Linked DNA regions of Mus musculus: region 2 is linked to region 1. The links are chromatin contacts, found by Hi-C or POLR2A ChIA-PET in ENCODE. All regions are on one chromosome and are shown on one strand. The core of a region is the stretch at or near the end of the contact, and the rest is flanking DNA. Distances in the headings are between cores, read along the strand shown. Region 1 holds the start of Sgms2 (sphingomyelin synthase 2). Region 2 holds the start of Papss1 (3'-phosphoadenosine 5'-phosphosulfate synthase 1).

What was found. Hi-C counts contacts between places; a loop is a spot of excess contacts on that map. ChIA-PET counts read pairs that join two places held with the same protein, here RNA polymerase II (POLR2A).
Region 2: POLR2A ChIA-PET joins it to region 1 with 24 read pairs in Patski. The contact joins the promoter of Papss1 here to the promoter of Sgms2 in region 1. A Hi-C loop is called at or near these places in 1 of 37 maps with a recorded cell type or tissue (Patski). POLR2A ChIA-PET finds 5 or more read pairs at or near these places in 3 of 5 experiments (Patski and embryonic stem cell).

What each region holds. Positions count from the first base shown.
Region 1 is chr3:131,485,539-131,492,640 of GRCm38, reverse strand. Sgms2 (sphingomyelin synthase 2) reads left to right here and starts at 2,411. Exons shown (of 6, transcript NM_001379585.1): 1 at 2,411-2,551. It overlaps Gm36753 (a long non-coding RNA gene), which reads right to left and starts at 2,125. Exons shown (of 5, transcript XR_003954556.1): 1 at 1,595-2,125; 2 at 1-1,076.
Region 2 is chr3:131,562,281-131,569,382 of GRCm38, reverse strand. Papss1 (3'-phosphoadenosine 5'-phosphosulfate synthase 1) reads right to left here and starts at 4,615. Exons shown (of 12, transcript NM_011863.2): 1 at 4,400-4,615. The coding sequence starts at 4,459.

The DNA.
Region 1 (7,102 bases), core at 1,162-3,661:
TTGCTTTCTTTTTACATTTTTATTTTTATGCTATAGGTGTTTTCGTGCATCCTGTGTATGCAGGGCCCATAGAAGCCAGAAGAGGGCATTGGATCCCTTGGGACAAGAGTGATAGACAGTTGTAAGCTGCCCCATGAGTGCTGGGAATTGAAACCCACCCCTTCCCCTGGAAGAGCAGCCAGTACTCTCTCCAACCCCAGAATCTGCTGTTTTAAAAGTCAGTGAACATCACAGAAAAACTACACCGAGCTCCTTCAGAAACTCGCTCTTACCTGTTTGTCTTTTGTTTGTTTGAGAGTTTTGGAGTCAGGCAGGGTCTTATGTAGCTCAGATTGACCTGAGGTCCCTATATGGAGGAGAGCAGTCTTGAACTCCCGATGCTCCTGACTCTGGCTCCCAAAAGCGAGAATTATGGGAGTGTTTCAGCACTCCCAGTTTTATTTTTCTGTAAATGGCATGACAGAATAGGCAACTGAAGCACAAAGGACCACATGTTCCTAGTTCTCCATTTAACAGTTTTCGGCACAGAGGTCTATGTAGAATCTATAGCAATCATATCCTGCAACGGTACACCCAGGGCTGAGGGCTTTGGGGCTCTTAAAACTTCACCCATGTACACAGTTCAAAAATCCTACAGCGTCGTTTTCCTCAGGTCTTTACTTAGGTTTAAGTATATAGGTATACTTATATTAGGTATATATCTCCATAATGTAAAAATATTTGAATTATGAAGTAGGAGGTAGGTGGGTTGTTCACCCAGATTCACCTACATAGAATCTTGACCCTCTCTGCACCCACGGATCAAGACACTAAACTTCTGAATTACATCTGTGGTTGTCTGGGGGGGAAAAAATGTTAGTTCAAATTTCTATTTACTTGGTCAGCATGCTAGCAAGCCAATCCATTTCTATTGCCTTCTGGGCAAAATGCCTAGGTTTTGTAAAAGTAAAAAGGAACTCCTCATTGCAAAGGAAAAATAAACCCAAGGAAAACAAATTTATTTGTTGATGCTCTTTTCTGGGTTCCTACCTTTCTGTAACTTGAAAACAAGTGCGCTCCCCACAATGAAGTCTAACCTGTGGTTAATTGCAGGAGAGGTTAACTTAAACTTCTGGATTGTGACATCATCTGTGACCTGCCACCTTGGCACCTCCCCTCCAAAGTTCTATTTTGCTGCCATTGGGTTTAATGATTATTGACACAAATGATACCCACACAAAACACCAGAAATGCTTATTGTTGTTTTTGTGGATTATGTTAACTCCCATAGGACAGTCTGTACAATCCTACACGTTCAAACTTAAAACCAGAAGGGAAGTAGGCAATGCAATAAAAAGCATTTCTATCAATTAAACTCATTGGAGGTTTAGCCAGCTGCCTGGATGCCTAGTGACACCCTCCAAAACGACCGTGGTTGACTGAAAACTGCTACAAGGTGTGGAAACGACTCCAAAGAAATGCTGATCCTTGGCCATTTTTAGACAGAAGCAACCCTTCCTGCAACCTAATTGGTAAGATCAGCCGGGGCCGGGGATGGGGGTTGGGGGGCACACACACATATGGACACTTGTGCCCCAAGGCAACAGAAACGCACAGGTTCATTTAAGTGGAGAGTCACTCTTTCAGAGTCATTCTGGTTCCGGTTTCTCATCCTTGCCAGGACGCAATTCACCTAACGGAGCAAATGACAAGGTGGGTAGCATCATTAGTCTCACTAACCGGGAACAAGCACCCTTCCAGCTCACCTAGAGGTGCCACCAGGCCCGTGGTGACTAACCTCGCCAAGCGGTCTTGTGATGTTTGGAAACCTACCCCCTCGACCTAGGCGGGGCACCACCCCTTGAGTCAGCGGGTGCCCCTGGCCCGCACACGTCGTTATTAGGAAGCAGTTTCCGAAACCCGAGGAGGTGCGGAGGTGGCTTATCCCTTCCCTGCCCCACCCCTGAAAGTTGCTGGGAGCGGCACCTAGAGAACTTTCCCAGATTGATCCCCGCCCGCGTTCAGGGAGGTCTGCCCGGCTCTGCGCTCAGCCTGCGGCCGGGAGCCACCTCGTGCTGCCTGCCAAGCCCCTCCTTCGCCGCATCTTGTAGGGCCGCAGAGGGGAGGGAGGGTCGGTCGGCCAGCTGGGATCGCCTCCCCGAAGAAGTCGCACCGGTTTTTCGAGCTCGGCTAGGCGTCCGGAGAGACTCGGTCGCCGGGAGTCGCGGGAGCCCGCGGGAGCCTCGGGCCCGGGGTGAGTCACGGCTGGGAGCAGGAGAGGGCTGGCGAGAGTGCGAGAATGAATGATGTCAGGGCGCGGGCTGGGGAGGAGGGCGGGCCCGCGGTAAACAGAGCTGCGCGCTGCCCCGGGCTCCGCCGGCCGGAGACCCCGCCCTCGGCGCCGCCGGAGCCGCCCGGAGCCCGGCCCGCTGCGGCGCCCGGACTGCGGCCTGGGGCGGAGCGGCTACCTATGCGGGCGAGACCCGCGCAAAGTTTGCAGCTCTCGGGCCCGGTCCCCCGGGTCCTCTGCGCCCAGCGAGCGCCCCCGGCGTGCGAGCACCGGCTGCGAGCGGTGAGCGCCGGGCCGGGAGGAGGATGGGCTGCGGGCTGCGCGTCCTGCGGAGCGCGCGGGGACGTGGCTCCAGTGGGGGACGTGGCTCTGGTCGCCACCGCCTCCCCACAGGCCGCCCCGCCCCGGGCATCCTTGCTCAGTTTTCATCTGCTGGGGGTCAGCTGGTGGCTGTCTCTCCTCCCAGCCTGCTGCTCATTCATTTGCGACCCATTTTCGGATACTTGGTGATGGTGTTGAAATGGCACAGGTTAAACCGTAGATTGTGCAGTGCCGCTCTGGGGGGTCAGGGTTGAAGTTCGAGTGGTGGAGGAGAGGCTGCCACACGCTGACAAGCTGTGCACAAGACCAGCTCCAGGCTGCCCAACAGGACCTTTGGCGTTCAGACCCGCGCCCCTTAAGGAAGGGAGATTCGATTTGTCAGCACAGAGAGGTGGGAGTGGACCTTACCCCGTCACAATCTGTGGGTCCGGTGATCGTTCTGTCTCAGAAGCAAATAGTTCAAATGCTATATCCTGTAATCTTTTATTAATCCGCCGTTCCTCTATTTCCAAGACTTGCTTATTTCTAAAATGACCTTAAATTATTTTGACATGTGTTTGAAATACTGAAGAGGCTCAACTCTTTTTGTCAGTGTGTTCGCGTGAACTTTGAATCCTTTAACTGTTCAGTTCTTTGGTTTCACCTCGGTTATGTTAACCATCCCGAACAGGTAAAAATGGCATTAGGACTACCTTAGACAATAGCAACGATTAAGTAAGGATTAATGAGGTTAGTAATTAAGGCTGGAAAGTACAAAAGTCTGAACGTAAACCTCTTTCATCAAAGCAAACTTCAATAAATTTTAACTCTTGACCTGTAAATAATAGCAAGTTCCAGTTGGCTTAGGTAAATGCCAGCTTCCTTCTGACAGATCTGGCGGGCCCAGGTTAGCACGTGAAATATTGTTGTCTACTCCCTTAGAGTGGGAAGGGAGGTTTCCAGGAAGTTAAACGTTGCAGGTGGATACCTAAGAAGGTTTTGTCCCCACCCTCTGTCCTGGGAGCTACTAAATGTTTAAGAGACATCAAAGCAGCTGGACACACAGAGAATGAGAGGCCTGGACTCTGCAGAAGGTATTTGTAGCGAACTCTTTACCATTTCTTCCTCTCCTCTCCTCTCCTCTCCTCTCCTCTCCTCTCCTCTCCTCTCCTCTCCTCTCCTCTCCTCTCCTCTCCTCTCCTTTCCTAGAAGCAAGCAAAGTTCATTTTTGTTTTTGTTTTTATAGACCATATTCCTTGGTCCACTGATAGAGTCGTGTTTCATAGCGATCTCCTAAGTAAAGGAGTTGTTTTTTAAAAGCAAGTTAATATTTAATTTACTGTTCGTTTCATTTGTAAGTCAAACTGGTTGACTTCTGAACCTTTAGAAAAACTCAGCAACACCTCTAGGTTGTTCACCCCGAGTTTCTTTTTCCCAGAGCTTGGTGAAAGTCCTAGGAGGTATTAGGAAGGACCAGAAGCACGTGGTCTCATATCTACAGCGGTGGTAGTGTGGAGAGCAGGCAGTGGCTGTGGGGATGTAGGGGACCCAAGGTAATAACCAAGTCCTGCGTTAGCTCTCCTGTCCGTGCAATTTTTTTGTTGTTGTTTTGTTTTGTTTTGTTTTTCGAGACAGTGCTTCTCTGTGTAGCCCTGGCTGTCCTGGAACTCACTTTGTAGACCAGGCTGGCCTCAAACTCAGAAATCCACCTGCCTCTGCTTCCCGAGTGCTGGGATTAAAGGCGTGCGCCACCACACCCGGCGTCCGTGCAACTTTAAACAAAATATACAGAGAAAGAGAAGTTATCTTTTGTTTGCTAAAACAATGAAATACAGATTATGGCCTTTTTTTAAAAAGTGATATGTTGAGGCTATATTTTGAGGAAAAGAGAGGGAGGGAAGAGAGAGCCAGGAAGGTCAATCTTCCTGTGTAGGGCTACTTGAACTTGAGATCCTCCTGCCTCAGTTTCCCCAATGCTGGGACTGCAGATATGCACTACCATGCCCTGCTTCCTGGCCCCCGCCCCCCGCCACCAACAATTCCTAAGAATTCTAGACTAAAGATAGCATAGCTTTCCTTTATCTTCTGGTGGAATCAAGTCATGAACTATGAGTATCAGGTAGTCGTTCAACTCACATATTTGCTGAACATTTATTAAGCCACTATTGTATAACAATGCTGAGGTAAAGGAGATGCTGTCGCTGCCCTTGTGACTTACAGTCCAGTAGAAGTAAATCCAAGTATTATGGGGTCCAAGAGCAAGAGGGCTGGGACCCGTGAGGAGGCAAGCCATGACTGGGCTACCTCTCTAGTGGCCGTCTGTCCGATTAGTGGCTGTCTGTCCGATGGTTCTTCCGTTGGAGCTCCTACGTTCCTGTGAGGCTAGGAGGACATCTTGCTTTACCTAGTAAAGACTCTTGACTAGTTTAAATAATGTAAAAAAGATTCATTGAAATGAGATATGAACGGTGTGTTTACCTCAACAAAGATTTATTTCCTATTAACAAAGAGCTAAGGTGGAGCTCTATCAGGATTACCATTGTGTGTGACTCTCGTAATGTGAAGAAGTATGTAGGAAAATGGGCAGAAGAAATCTGTTTTCACCGTAGCAATCACATAACCATTATACCTTCCTGGTTTTCGCACATCTGTGCGTGTAAGAGCTGGAGCTAGCATGTATTGAGATTGCTCTGGGTGGTGCGACCCGCTTCCTATAGCTAGTCGCAGTACAACCTCTCGAGGGTGGCCCTCGCTCTTTTGTGTATGGGTGATCTGCTTGACAGGACGATTGTGTACGGTGGGCATGCGGGGCCATGGGGGTCTGAAGAGGAAGAGAAGATCCCCTAGAATTTAGAGTTATAGATGGTTGTGAGCCTTCATGTGGGTGCTTAGAATCAAACCCGGGTCCTCTGGGAGAGCAGTCAGTGCTCCGAACCTCTGAGCCATCCCTCCAGCAACATGGCACACATTCCTACTTTCCTTTTGACTGGGGAGAACGCGATTTGTGGCAGTGACCTGAAATTTCCCAAAGTGAAAAACTGGAAAGCTGGTCTCTATAAAACTGGGTGTATTCTCTACAGTTTCTAACTCGTCCCCTACTCAATTATAAAAATGACTTCTGCACTAAAATATTCTCACACTTTTTTTTTTTGGTTTTTTAAACCGATCCCATATTGTTTGTCTCCAGTTATCACTATTTCTAAACATTTTTCTTATTTTTTTAAATTTTAATTATGTATATGTGTGTGGGTCTGTGCACCTGAGTCCTGGCACCTCTGAGGCTAGAGGTGTCAAATCTCCCTGGAACTAGAGTGACAGATAGTTGTGAGCCCCCCCCCCCCAAAGTGGGTGCTAGTAATCAAACTCACTCAGGTTCTCTGTACCCACTCTTAACTGCTGAACCCACGTTTTCCCTATTTATTTTTTAGCAGCTTTGCATGAAATTTCAATATACAACACGGTTATTTTCCCAGATGCTTTGCATTTTAAAGAGTAAATAAATCTATTTAATTTAGCTGCTTTCTCCAAAGGCTGGTTTCAGACTTAGAAATGAACGCGCTGTTGTTTGTTTACTTTTGAGTCTTTGTGGAAGATCAAATCCCGGGTGGCTAAGCTTGTGCTTTTATCACGGACTACATCCCTGGTCCCCCTGCTTTTTTTTTTTTTTTCCTCTTTTTTTAAAAATCTCCACTTCCGTGTTCTTTAAAGCCTTCATTCAGCTCCAGGATCTACTTTGGTGGAGCTGCCCAGCGGGGCTCTGGTTCATTATGCTGGGGATTATCTGATGAAAAGAACATTCCAGCTTTTTAAAAGTACTGTTTGTGTTTTTATTATTAGTCATAAAGCTAACCTTATTTTTTTTTTCCTGAGGAAATAAAGCAGGGTAGATTTGTGTTCATTTTTCCAGGCGGCTCTGAGGGGAAATTTTACTTCTACAATTACATCAGTGAGCTAATATTTTCAGATATTTATATTATTATATTTAGTATGTTAGGTTTAGAATAAATTGTTTTAATTTTATATTGTTTACTTATTGTTTGTTCATTTGTTTTGTTTTCTATTGAGAAGTGGTCTCTCTATGTAGCCCTGGCTGTTCTGGAACTCACTCTGTAGACCAGGCTCTTGAACTCACAGAGATCCACCTGCCTCTGATTCTTGAGTGCCAGGATTAAAGGTGTGAGTCACCTCACCTGGCAACTGTATTAGTTTTAAGTCGGTAACTTTTTCAAAAAGTTCGTAATCATCCGTACGACACTGTCCGGTCGATTTAATGAAAATACAAGAAATGTCCATGGTCTTCATTGTGACCATAGTACATTTCTATTTATAGAGACTCTCGAGGTTTACTAATGTGTCACCCCTGTTTGCTGCTGAGTCAGTTATCAATGTCGCCTTAGGCTTCTGTTTTCATTTCTAATTCCATTTAGATTAAAGGTATGTTATCCGGGCATGGTGACACACACACCCTTAGTCCCAGCTGTGAGTTCAAGACCTTTTACATAATGAGTTCCGGGTTAACTGGAACCTCACAGT
Region 2 (7,102 bases), core at 3,366-5,865, 75 kb before region 1:
TTGCAAGCAAGATTGTATCAACTAGAGAATGACATTTGTTACATTTCAGACATCAAAGGAGGCTCCTGTAGAAAACAGACTCTTGGTTTTTCTTTACTACACCTGTTGGTATATGGTAACAGCTGAACAACGAGCTTCCTCCCATCAGGACACTACATTTTCTTATCTCTTACTTAAGACTTCTGTGAAGCAATTTCTTTTTCCTGCTCCTCAGCAGAATGCAGTGTCTAAAGCTTAGAACCTGTTCTCAATATGTTAATTAACACCCTAAGTCCTGCTCAAAGCTACTACTAGGTCTTTACTCCTAGCCTAGCCTAGTTTAATACCTGTAACAATGTGCCCAGGTCCCAGAGAGCAAGTGCGAAGTGCCGACCCGGAACTAAGATGTGTGATAAATGCAAAATACCCTCCAGACCGGTACATACCAAAAAGGCTTAAAGCATCAGTAACTTTACACTGATCACAAATAGCACTGAGCTTGTATATATATTAAAAATATAAATTCAGTGAAAATATCTGGGCTATATTAAGCTAAACAAATCATATTACTGACATCTAATTTATATTTCTCCACTTATTTTTATGTCTTTTTCTTTTAAGTTATACAGGTGATTCAATTTCTCTGAACACAAAATTACAATTTCAGCTAAGGCTGTCCCTTCAGATACAGGCTTAGAATTCGAGTTGGGCTACAAGTTTTGCATATTCTGGAAACTGTGGTTTATATCATACATTAGGCTCTGGAAACAAACTTATTCTTGTAAGGTATTGAGATCTAATGACAATGAATGATATGTGGATCCTGATTTGGGCTCTCAACTGATTTGAGTGGAAAACATTGGTTCTGCAGAGAACTTTCAGTAGACTTAAGATTATCCTAGTCTTAAACACTGACCAGTGAGAGGTGAGAAGATTCAGGGTCCTGATGGAGACAAGTTTTAAGTGGACAGGAAGGTCACCTGGTGAGCATGACCATGAGCCTTCAGCACTGTCCCTGAAGCCTGAAGTTGGGGGAGGGTTAAAACATGCTTTCTGAGATCTATAAATTGACAATCAAGGGTATTGGAATTCCTTAAACATGTTCTCTTCACAGGGCTCTTCAGCCACTTGTGTCTGAATATGTGTGGGAATGGATTTTAAGGGTGTGGGATAAGGGTGGAAGGAACATAAAACTAGAGCAGGCTGAGTTTATTGACATGGGTCCTCTGAGTAGAGATTCTAGGTTTAATACGGAAGCTCGCATAGTTAAAAAAGGTGTCAAAAGTTTGTTTGAATGGTTGGCTGAGGTGTTTATCAAAAGATGGCCTACTGGAAATGACTTGGAGATGCCTGATATTCCATGGCTTAGTGTTGATGAAGGGATTTTAAGACTTAGGGAAATTGCAATGCTAGAGTGGATATATTGTGTAAAGCATAATTGTCCACAATGGGAAGGTCCAGAAGATATGCCTTTCACCAGCTCTATAAGACGCAAATTGGTGAGAGGGGCACCAGCACATTTGAAGGGTTTTGTTCTTTCCCTTTTCCTTGTGCCAGATCTTAGCATTGGAGATGCTTCTGCTCAATTAGATGAATTAAATTCACTGGGTTTAGTTGGATTCCGAGGTAACAAGGGCCAGGTGGCAGCACTGAATTGCCCGAGACAAGGTGATTCTAGTTATTATAATGGACAGCGTAGACAAAAGAATGTTTATAATAACATACCCAGTAATGGTCAGCACAGGAGAGGTGAAATTTATAATGGCATGACTCGGTTGGACATCCTCTAGGCTCCAGATGCCTGTACTCCACTGCTGCTGCTGCTCTTGGTGGTCTGATTATTTCCTTTTCCCCAGTGTACAGTTACCCTTGTAAAAGGCCGTAGGTCCCTCTGGGGAAGAACTGGAGAAAGGGTAACAGCAAAACCTTTGAGTGTCTTATCAAGATCCTTCCTCAGAGGAACCTGGCCACCCCTTCATTCAAGGGGTTCTGGATCTGCAAACTGTCTCAAGTCTGGAAATTGACTCACTGGCCGAGATTGCTGTTTACCACGATCTAATGTAGCCTTTCTTTCATTTGGCTGTTTACCACGATCTAACCCTGTCCCTCCGTTTCCTCATTTATAAAATGGAGACGCTACATGTGGTAACTCTATGAGTTCTGGGACAGCACATGGACACATTCAGGGTCCTGGTTTTTAAACCCCACCCAGGGAAACACTGCAAAAACTCAACAAGTTAACGTAGATACAACATTTCAGCCTACCTCCCAACGTCCAGATCAAAACTTCAGGACCATCTTTTAATGTCTCTCTCCCTGTCATCGCCTCAGTCTAGTCTGGTCTTTCCTGTCCGTTTCTTTCCTGCTTTTAGCTAGCCATTCAACTGTTCACACCGGATTGGCCAACAAGAACACCTTAAACAGTGTGGCTATGTCAACCAGGCTTCTAGTCTGCCAACTTAATCCTCACGATGGCACAGTCGGTGCCTGCATTTCCTCTGCAAACCAGTCTTCCTGGATTGCCCGTTTTATGGAATGAGAACATTAACATAATAGTGCATAGATTTTTTTTTTTACACTCACACCCATCGGATGAGTTAAGTGTGTTAGAGGAGGTCATTCTTTTAGAGACTGGAAAAAAAGGAAAGTTCAGAAAAATTTAAAAAATTCTAACTCCATTCCAAATCTCCTAGAAAAATCACCCTAACTCTTTAGCCAAACATTTACATTACACAACCCTGCTCCACCCCATCTTTATCTCTGCTCCCCAACAAAAACTACCTTCAGTAGTCAAACATGTCTCCGCTCAGGGATGTAATGGCTCCACCCACCTCAGAAATATGAGGTTCTCCATAAACTCATAAAAACCCCTGGGGCCAAACTAACCTTGCCTCTAAACTGCAATAAAACTCCTATCTTAGGCCACTCACTGTGGCCCATAAAAACATATGCCCTTAACAATCAGTTGCCATGGGCAACTGCAAAGCAAGCCCTGAGCCCCATGGTTTTTTATAGCTGTCAAATATGGATCTCTACATTAGCAAATAATGTAATACATAAATGAATTAGGGCAGCAGAAGAGTTGGCTCAGCAGTTGACAGCACTCGCTCTTACAGAGGATCCCCAGAACACACACAATGGTGGCTCACAACTACCTGTAACTGCAGCCCGAAGGGGATCCTACACACCCTTCTGGAACATCAGGCGCGCACCTGGTGCATACACATACACACAGGGAAAACACTCAGACTCAAAAAATAACAAAATGATCTTTAAATAAATGACTTATAGACAGACAGTATTACTGAAACTTCTTTGAAATACTCCAATTTAGTCAACTTACCTCCCTATCCGTAAAATCCTGTTAGCAACAATAGTGATGCTGAATCGGAGTTTCAGAGCAATGGTTTCGTTGCTCTTTCACCTTCGTTATCTTCTCTACTCAGAAAGACAATCCTGAGAAGGACACACTGTTACACCCTCCAGTCACCTGAGATTCAGAGTGGAGTGACTGTCCTCAAGATCACCCAACTTACAAACAGCAAGGCGGGGGACTGGAGCCCACGCCAGGAGTCTGTCCCTTCCAACCTCCTAATCTCCCTTTTATCTCACATCCCTCTCACCTTCTAAGAAGTTAAGGTAAAGGATGAAAGAAGACAGTGAGAATTCTTGAATCTGACAGCAGACGTGGCAAATCAATGACTTCAAAAGAACACTAGCCTGAAACAGCGTTTTTTTTTTTAACTTTCTCCTGACTCACCAAGGGCAGGTGATGATTTACAAGATTAAATTAAACTTCATGATCCTGTTACCTGCGGAATAAAAGAAAAAAAAAATCCATCTAACGCTGAAGCAGGGCCTTTGCAGCCTCCAAAGTTGGATGGTCTCCAGCTTCGCGCTTACCATCTTAGCTGCCACCACCAATGAATAAACTACAGAAGTAAACGACCCTCTGAAGCCATAGCACTTGGCCAATGAAGCCAACTGGCACTCGCTGTTCAATGTTAGAAACTATTAATCTTCCCACACCTAACTGTCACCAGAAATCGAGTCTTTAAAAGTATGTCTGTGTCCGACATTCCAATTTAAAACAGAGACACAAAGAACCTCAGTCCTGCAGTCCCGATCCATGAATGACCACATTGTTATTCTCTCAGTACACTGCAACTCAGAAACGTAAAGACTCGGAGACCGACCCAAACCTGGGCCAAGCACACCCGGAACGTGCAGAGGCGCCTCCGTCTGCCTCCGCCGCAGCCCTCCGCCTCGCCAGCCTAGGGGACAGCTCCGGGCCTGGACTCGCCTTCACCGGCCGCCGCCGCCCGGGTCCCCGCCCCCGGCTCCCGCAGGATGCACGGGCAGCCCGCGGTTCCCACAGCCACCCACGCTCCCCGCGCTCCGGCCTGCGGCCACCACTCACCCAGTTCTGCGCGTTATTGCTCAGCTTGACTTTCTTGCACAGACTCCCAGGAATCTCCATGGCCGCGGAGCGCGGATGCACTGCTGCTGAGAGCCCCGGGGCCGAGCAGTGGGAGAGAGGCCGAGGGGCGGGGCGGAGCAGGGAGAAGGGGCGGGGCCTGCACCCCGGGCTCAGGCGCGCGCTGACGTGCGCTCCAGCTAGTGATCGCCTCGGCTGGAGCTAGGCATCCGAGCAGCGTGGAGGGCGGGGCGAAGCGGAGGCGCGGGGTCGAGACCTCAACATCCAATCACCAGGAGGGGCGCTTGAAGCTCCGCCTTGACCCAGGACGAGGGGCGTGGTCTGAGGGTTTGTTGAAGAGAGCCTTCAGATGCTGAGCATGCGCAGTGAGCGAGGCGGAGCGACGCCTGCAGAGCTGGGCGTGGGAGACGCTCCCTAGAGCTGAGGCTGGTAGGGGAAGAAGCTGACGTGGGCTCCTGCTGCTCTCTAGCTTTTCTTCCGCAAACACTGCACAGGCTCGATGTGTGCGCTTGTCAACTAGGCCGACTTTGAAAAAATGTTTCCCAGCCCTGCAAAAAGTAGGATTACTTAAGTGAATTCACCATTACATGTTGCTCACCGCTTTGCAATCCTACTCAGTGCACAATGTTTTTTTGACATCAACTGTATCTCATCAAGGATTAGAAAGTATTTGTAAGGTGACGCCTTTCCCACTTGGAGAGCCGCTTTCTATCAGGAAATTTCTATGCAGTGTTTGTTGCCGCTGACTAGCCACAAAGGGGCTTCTCTAGTACTTGCTACTCATAGAGGACTAAAATCCAGGTTCCCTGGTACGCAAGGCGGAATGCTCACCTATAAAGGGCATTTCCAACCACATATAGTCCATGATCAGTTCGTAAAAGAATGGGGCTGGGAGGGGGAGGCCTTCTCCAGGAGTTATAACCCTTCGCACTCATCCCCATAACTTTAAGCTCACCATAACCATAACTGCAAACATCCACAGTCTCACAAAATTTAGCTGCTTACTCCGCTACTGATGACGACCAGTGATCACACACACACACACACACACACACACACACACACACACATATCAATCAACACTTGAGGCTTACTTGCATAGCCTATTGCTAGCAAGTCAGTTCCTATTTGCTCCACTGACAAAGTCTCAAATTAATCTCCCTCCTCCACGTCTAACAGGAGTCGTCATTGCACAGATACACGCGCCACACACCACACACACACACACATACACACCACGCACACAGAGAGACGCACACAACAAGTATCACTCCTCTGCCAACCTCTCTGTTCTCAATAGTGTCAGACAGGTACTTCTAACATGCAAATCAGATCTTATTCCTCCACCATATATATAAAATGTCTTTATTGCTTGCTTGTTTTGTCTTTCTTTCTTTCTTCCTTTCTTCCTTTCTTTCTTTCTTTCTGGTTTGTTTGTTTTTGTGTTCTTGAGTCAGGATGTCTCTTTATAGCCCTGGCTGTCCTGAAATTCACTCTGTAAACCAGGCTGACCTCAAACTCGGAGATCCACCTGCCTCTCACTCCTGAGTGCTGGGATTCAAGGCGTGTTCCATCCTTTAGCTCTATCTAGGGGATTCTTAATCTAATAGTATATAGGACTGAATTTCAATACAATTCTAAATTCTGCTTATAGCAGTCACAAGAATGAGACTAAAAGACTAAAAATAAGGACAATGATAAACAAGAAAATGTGGACAAAGGCCAATCACATATATTTATGAAAATGTCATAAAGAAACCTATTCTTTTGTATGCACCTAAAAAAATAATTGTTTTCTTTTAAAAGATTCTAAGTTTCAGACTAAGGTGGTGGGGGCGGGTGCCACCCAGAACCAGCCATTTCTCAGAGAGCCCCCATTCCTGCTCAAGGGAAATAGTGCATAGATACAGCTGGAGCCATGGGAGTCCTAATTGACTAAATTGGTCCTTACAGCTAAACTCTGTTGAAGCGTTCGCCCATCAAAAAGGCCACAATGAGAAGACTAAAGGGACAGCTACAAAATAAAAGGGACAACCGAGTGTATTTAAGTTCCGGTGCTTATAAACGTATTTTAAGAACAAATCCTTGAGAGGTGCTGTTGAACCAACTTTTTACTTTGCTGTGTAGCAGTAGTGCTTTTCCAACAGTATGATAGTGCACCGTCCAGGTGTCCAAAAAGCAAGAGCCAGATGAATTCCTGATACCTAAGTCGAGCCACTGAGCATAATTTAACTGTCAAATCTTTGTGATGCAAGCTCGTGTCCTGGGCAGTAGTTTGAACACTGTTGAGTCCTGCTTTCTGATGTCATCTCAAATCCATGTTACAGAAACCTCTTCCAAGATAGGTTTTGCTATAGTTTCCCTCTTAACCAGAGACACCTGAGAGGAAGTTTTTCTTTGTACTTATAAATTATCCTGACCGTACTTCTTCCCAGTTACTCAGCACCCCCTGTGAATATGTCAACGATGCCAAGGTTTTTCTCACTTGGACTGGTGAGAGTACAGATTCTTTCTGGGTCATTTGTCCTTGGACATTTGTAAGTGGCATTTCACATTTATAAGTGGCATTTCTCTGACTGGATTTGGCTCCTTCCCCTTGCTCTTGCTCAGGTGGACTTTGTGATCTCTGGAGCTCACTTTTCAAGTCTCTCTCCCTCCATCTCTGCTGTTCTGTCTTACAGTTCC